Linked DNA regions of Homo sapiens: region 1 is linked to region 2. A link is an interaction called in ENCODE POLR2A ChIA-PET data of the cell type or tissue named here. Cell type or tissue: B cell. All regions are shown on one strand. Each heading gives the region's core, and the rest is flanking DNA. Links, peaks and the distances in the headings are about the cores only.

Region 1 (2,919 bases), core at 330-2,829, 140 kb before region 2:
CGCTCACTGCAACCTCCGCCTCCCGGGTTCAAGCTTTTAAATACATGTATGTAAAAACAAGATTGTACTGGGTCTCGAATCCTAGCTGTTGTTTTAACATGTTTTGCTTCAAATCATAAACTCTCTTTAGAATTCTCTAGTAAGTCATACGGAAAGGGACTCCAACAAACCCAAGAAAATATGTAAGAAACCAGCCAAACTGATTAAAATTAAGCTCCGTAAATTTATTTATTTTGCTTAATATCCACGATCTATTCAAGCCACAAAAGAAGTCCTTTAAAGAGGAAAAAGTCGATGCTACATGTGTTCACCTTCTCTTTGCCACCTCCACCACACAAAAGAGAAGGAAGGAAGTATTAAAATGGAAAATTATATTTTGATGTTTATGATTGGATGTGCTACGAACATTTTATCTGGATTCAGAGTAAGAGTCCCTCACTCACTACTTCTTTTCATGTCACTCATGAGTGACAGTCTCTAAAACATAAGGAAACTGAATCATTTTATCAAATAACATATATACTATTTTTCCACAAATTCTGTAAGCTGAAATATATAACCCAGTAACCTAAAGGAGTATTTAATGAGACTAATTTAAACTAGAAACTGCTTGATATATTTAAAGTACATGATTCCAATTAGTATTTTAATATACTGCAACTGAAGTGAATATCTACTTATAAGCTAGTTTAAATAGAATAACACAGTCAAAGGCAACAATGTTTTCACAAAGTAGCACTTACCATTAAAACAAAACAAAACAAAGGTCAAGATAAAAATACCATGCACGTGCCAACTAGAAGGATTAAATGATTGATAAAATCCTTCTCCTGAATAAGCCTTAACAAAGTGGCAGAGTGCTTTCTTGAAAGGTTCAGAACACAAATGACAGGGAACAAGCAATGACTGACACTTTCTGCTGCCACTAACCAGTAATGCAAGCAGCTATTAAACCAGTCATTCTTCTCACCCTCCAATCTCAAAAGGGGAAAAGACGGAGGGAGAGATGGAGTTAGATTAGGTTACAGTTATGCATTTTCTCAAAACTAATTTTTTTTCCACCAGAACATAATTTTTAATAAAGGACAGGAAGATGATTCAGAGCCGGGTCTGCCTTGGTGGAGAAAACAGGGCCCTGCGGGGCAGTGCACTGTGCTCACCTGCTGCGGCTGGTACCTCTGCTGGGACTGGGACGGCAGATACTGCGCCTGGGGTGGGAGGTGCGGGGGCTGCGGCTGCTGGCTGTAATATGGCTGTTGGCCCTGCTGGCAGTAACCACTCACACCTTGCTGTCCATACTGAGGTGGCATCTGTCAAAAAGTCAAGCAAAGCAAATGAGAAAGTCAAAATGTGCAATTAAATGAAATCAAATATGGTTTCAATTCAGCAACATGAAGGGGGTTCTCTGCTAAGCAACTAAACTCAATATTTCTAATCCTCTCTTCCTTAAACAAATCGACACGCTGCTTTCTATTCACATACTATAAATGAAGTCAAAAGGCAATCTGCTTTGCCTTTAAAAACCATCATATTCTATCAGATAGAAACTATTGATAATATCATAAAGGTGGAGAGGGGAGGAAGTGCTAAATACTGAGACTAAAAAATAGCCTCTACTAAGAAAGAGAAGCATGATATGAAATCCATTCCCACACAACAGTGAAAAAGTGAACTCAAACAGTCCAAATTAACTCACTAATACTTTACAGAAGGCCTGTGGTTTGGGTGCTTTCTTGTGTATGTTTGTTTCTAAGTTCAGAATGAAAAAGTCAGAATATACCAACGGCATTTACAGCACATATATACCAGTTAAATTATCAATTTTATTTACTATTTTTGCTAAGGATGGCATTTTCTTAGTTGATAAAACAGGTAACAATGTAAAGCAAGGTGTACTACAGTGCAAATACCAGAGGTATAGACAAAAATGGCCTCAATCAATCTTCTCCATCTCTAATTTACATCAGCCTAAAAATGCCTGAAAGCATTGTTTACAGGAAAATCCTTCCTCATGCAATAAATATACCATGGATAGTATTTTTGAATATTTTCTTAATGAGAAATCTATTGCCTTTTTCTGTAATTTCAAGAGAGAGCAGGAAAGGAAAAGAAAAACAAGATATCAGGACAGCAAAAAGCACTCTAGAGACAAGAATGGCAAAGTCATTTTGTTTCATACCACAATATGGTCCACTGGAGAACTTCAAGAACTTGAGCCCCATAAGCACACACACTTAAGAAATTAATGAGTGCCAGATACACACTTAAAACCCAAATCCACTATAGAAATACTGAATGAGGAAAAAGATGAAATGGTAAAAGATGAAAAGAGTAAAACATTTAGCCTCTAAGAAAAATCAGCACAGTAATTCCTAACATATACAATGGGGTAAAAGGGGAAAAAATGAAAAAGTTAAAGTTCCTATATTTCTTTCAATCCAATCCAGATTATTTTCAAGATCTACCAAAGAGGATGAGATTAAATGTGACCATAACGGCTCACAATGCCTCTCATCACACAGAGCCTAAGTTGTTGGAGCAGAAAAGTCTGCATTGCAAGCCATTTAACAGCACAGTTGAATTTTTTGCTTTTATTTATTTTACAGCTTGATATCTCATAATGAATGTTATGTCCCTGCCATAAGCCAAGCCAACGAATTTCCATAAAATACAACTCCACATGCTAGAATACCATATACCACTACAACACACATCCTTCCGTTCAACACCCATATGTTTGATTTGATATCTAATACTATATTTCACACAAGCATCTTTGCAGTTTGATTTAAAGCAGTTAGGATAACACTTCTGCCAGTGTTAAAATGACTGTAAAGCTCAGTCAACACAGCCAGCAACTCCCCTATGAATTGCGCTTTAATATGTTGACTTTCTGGTTACAGAAGCCCTCACACACAA
Region 2 (2,919 bases), core at 319-2,818:
TACAGGCATGCACCACCACATCTGGCTAATTTTCATATTTTTAGTAGAGCCAGGGTTTCACCATGTTGGCCAGGCTGGTCTTAAACTCCTGACCTCAAGTGATCCTCCCACCTCGGCCTCCCAAAGACCTGGGATTACAGGTGTGAGCCACCGAGCCCGGCTGATCAATCCATTATTCTAGGGAAATTGAGCAGAATCCTCGTGTCACAACGTGGGCAATGACTTCAGAACATCACTTGCTGGAGCCATATTTTTTCAAGACACATGCCAGTCACTCTGCTCGTCTGAACATACTGCAAGGGTGGTCTCTGCAGGAGGGAGAACGTGAGGCGACCACCCTCCTATGCCAGTACTCTGCTCTCGTAGTTAGGGAACCCCAAGCCCACAGGGCCTCCCCAGGAGCCCTACTTCTGAAATGTGGAATTTTGCCCTGGGACATTATAGAAGAAAAGTTCTCTGCTCCACGTAGCAAGAGTCAAAGAACTAGAAACAGCCATCATGGATTGCTTTAATGATTTCCAGATATCAACATGGGGAAAATTTCTAGACAACATGGGGGAAATAAAAGTTGTACAATGCAGAGCACATATATAATTTTTAAATGGCATGCAAAAAGGCTGTGTGGCCACCCTACAGACTTGAGATTTATTTATTTTATTTTATTTTATTTTATTTTATTTTATTTTATCTTTTGAGACAGAGTCTAGCTGTGTCACCCAGGCTGGAGTGTAGTGGCTCAATCTCAGCTCACTGCAACCTCCACCTCCCGGGTTCAAGAGATTCTGCTGTCTCAGCCTCTCAAGTAGCTGGGACTACAGGCACATGCCACTGCACCCAGCTAATTTTGCATTTTTAGTAAAGACAGGGTGTCACCATGTTGGCCAGGCTGGTCTCGAACTCCTGGCCTCAGATGGTCCGCCTGCCTCGGCCTCCCAAATTGCTGGGATTACAGGCATGAGCCACCGTGCCCAGCCTTGGGATTTTTTTAAAAAAATAACTAAAACCCCTGTTGAAAATGCTTTTTCTCTATACTGCCAAAGAGCTCAGACTATTACAATTATTAGATATAGACATTAGATATTTCCTTGCACTACAGAGAAATAAAGTTATTAGCATGATGGGTCTAAAAATAGGCTATTTGTAGCTGAGTTGTGATGTATTTTCTAGATACTTTGTTTTAATTTCTAACTTTGTTAACTCAAGTATAAGATGCTATATGTTATATGCTTCTTGGCATTACATTATTCGGTCAGGATCTGATTTAATTTCTTTTATAATAAACAAATAAATCTAAAAATATTTTATTTATCATCTCCAGCAAGTTCCCCTACGCTGGCTCCGGGACCAATAGTCAGCTAACGGGGCTTCATTAGGGTGACATGCAGTGAATTTCCAAAGCTATGTCTAGATGCTTTGAGAATGGACACCCGTTCTCCTTTGCCACTGCTCCTCCAGTTCTGTGCTGTACCTTCAGCCAAGGCCCAGTCTTCACTTTGTCCAACAGTTTTGCTAACCACATCCTTGTCTTGTTTCTTAGGATTGAGCCCCAGCCACTGAATCCTGCCTACTCTATTCTCCTGAGCCTGGGGCTCTTCTTTGCTTTTGCCACAATGTCTATTTTATCCTTCCACCTCCGTTGGGACTGGGATCTGGTCCTTCAACTCTTGGTTCATTGCTGTCATCTTGTTACCTGCTGAAAACTGTATATGATGCTGCCAGCCTGCCTGGATTGCCAAATATCAGCTCCCTGCTTATTGAACACGCCCTGACGCCTACTGCTTGCATTGACAGTTCACATTAGTCAAGTGCTCGCGGTGTGACAGGGCACAGTGCCATGGGCTCTGCATTTGTGACCTCATATGATCTTCCTAAGGATCCTATGAGGTAGATAATATCTCTGTTTTACAGGTAAGCATACTGGAAAATGTGAAGTAAAAGAATTTGTATCAGGTTGCTGGGTGCGGTGGCTCACGCCTGTAATCCCAGCACTTTGGGAGGCCGAGGCAGGCAGATCACCTGAGGTCAGGAGTTCGAGACCAGCCTGCCCAACGTGGTGAAACCCCGTCTCTACCAAAAAAAAAATACAAAAAATTAGCCGGGCGTGGTGGCGGGCACCTGTAATCCCAGCTACTCAGGAGGCTGAGGCAGGAGAATTGCTTGAACCTGGGAGGCGGAGGTTGTGGTGAGCTGAGATCATGCCACTGTACTCCAGCCTGGGCGACAAGAAACTCCATCCCCCGCCGCCCCCTCCAAAAAAAAAAGAATTTGTGTCAGGTTATACAACCAGTAAAGGGAGAATCTGAGATTGGAGGAGTCTCAAGCTGGTTCCCATTCTGGGGAAGCCCTGCGGCCGCAGTCTACAGGTCCCGGGTGAAGCCTGCGCTGAGGCATCTCTCACCATGGCCTGGGCTGAATTTGGTGCTGTCGTTTTGTCCCCAACTCAATAGATGGGTCCAATTCGAGGGTCACATACTGCCAGGCTGTTCTGTCATAATTGGCTCTTACATTTTTGACTCACACCACAGCATATCTAGGACTACCAATAATTAATAATGGGAAATGCTAGGTATGAAGAACAGATATAAAAATGTATTTATATTTGGTAAAACTTTATTAGATTTTATTCTTCCCTCCCTTCCTTCCTTTCTCACTTCCTCCCTCCCTTCCTTCCTTTTTTCCTTCTTCCTTCCCTCCCTTCCTTCCCCCTTCCCTTCCCTTCCCTTCCCTCCTTCCTTTCTTCCTTCCTCCTTTCTTCTTTCCTTCTGTATAAGAGAAACTTTTGTGTTTTTTTTTTTTTTTTTTTTTTTTTTTGTTGTTGTTGTTTGAGACGGAGTCTCACTTTGTCGCCCAGGCTGGAGTGCAGTGGCACCATCTCGGCTCATTGCAAGCTCCGCCTCCCGGGTTCACGCCATTCTCCTG

Evidence for each region. Peaks named below come from ENCODE experiments on the same cell type or tissue, not always from the same donor. Only the 100,000 strongest peaks of a DNase experiment are listed, where the experiment ranks them.
Region 1: POLR2A ChIA-PET joins it to region 2 with 5 read pairs; 5 of 35 experiments call an interaction of 5 or more read pairs at or near these places.

What each region holds. Positions count from the first base shown.
Region 1 is chr6:156,899,767-156,902,685 of GRCh38, reverse strand. ARID1B (AT-rich interaction domain 1B) reads right to left here. Exons shown (of 20, transcript NM_001374828.1): 3 at 1,161-1,310. Among named protein-coding and RNA genes, the nearest start is that of MIR4466, 120 kb to the right of the region's middle. In B cell, for the core only: no CTCF peak of the experiment used is centred there; no DNase peak of the experiment used is centred there; H3K27ac peaks cover 906 bases.
Region 2 is chr6:156,761,605-156,764,523 of GRCh38, reverse strand. No RefSeq gene overlaps it. Among named protein-coding and RNA genes, the nearest start is that of ARID1B, 14 kb to the left of the region's middle. In B cell, for the core only: no CTCF peak of the experiment used is centred there; no DNase peak of the experiment used is centred there.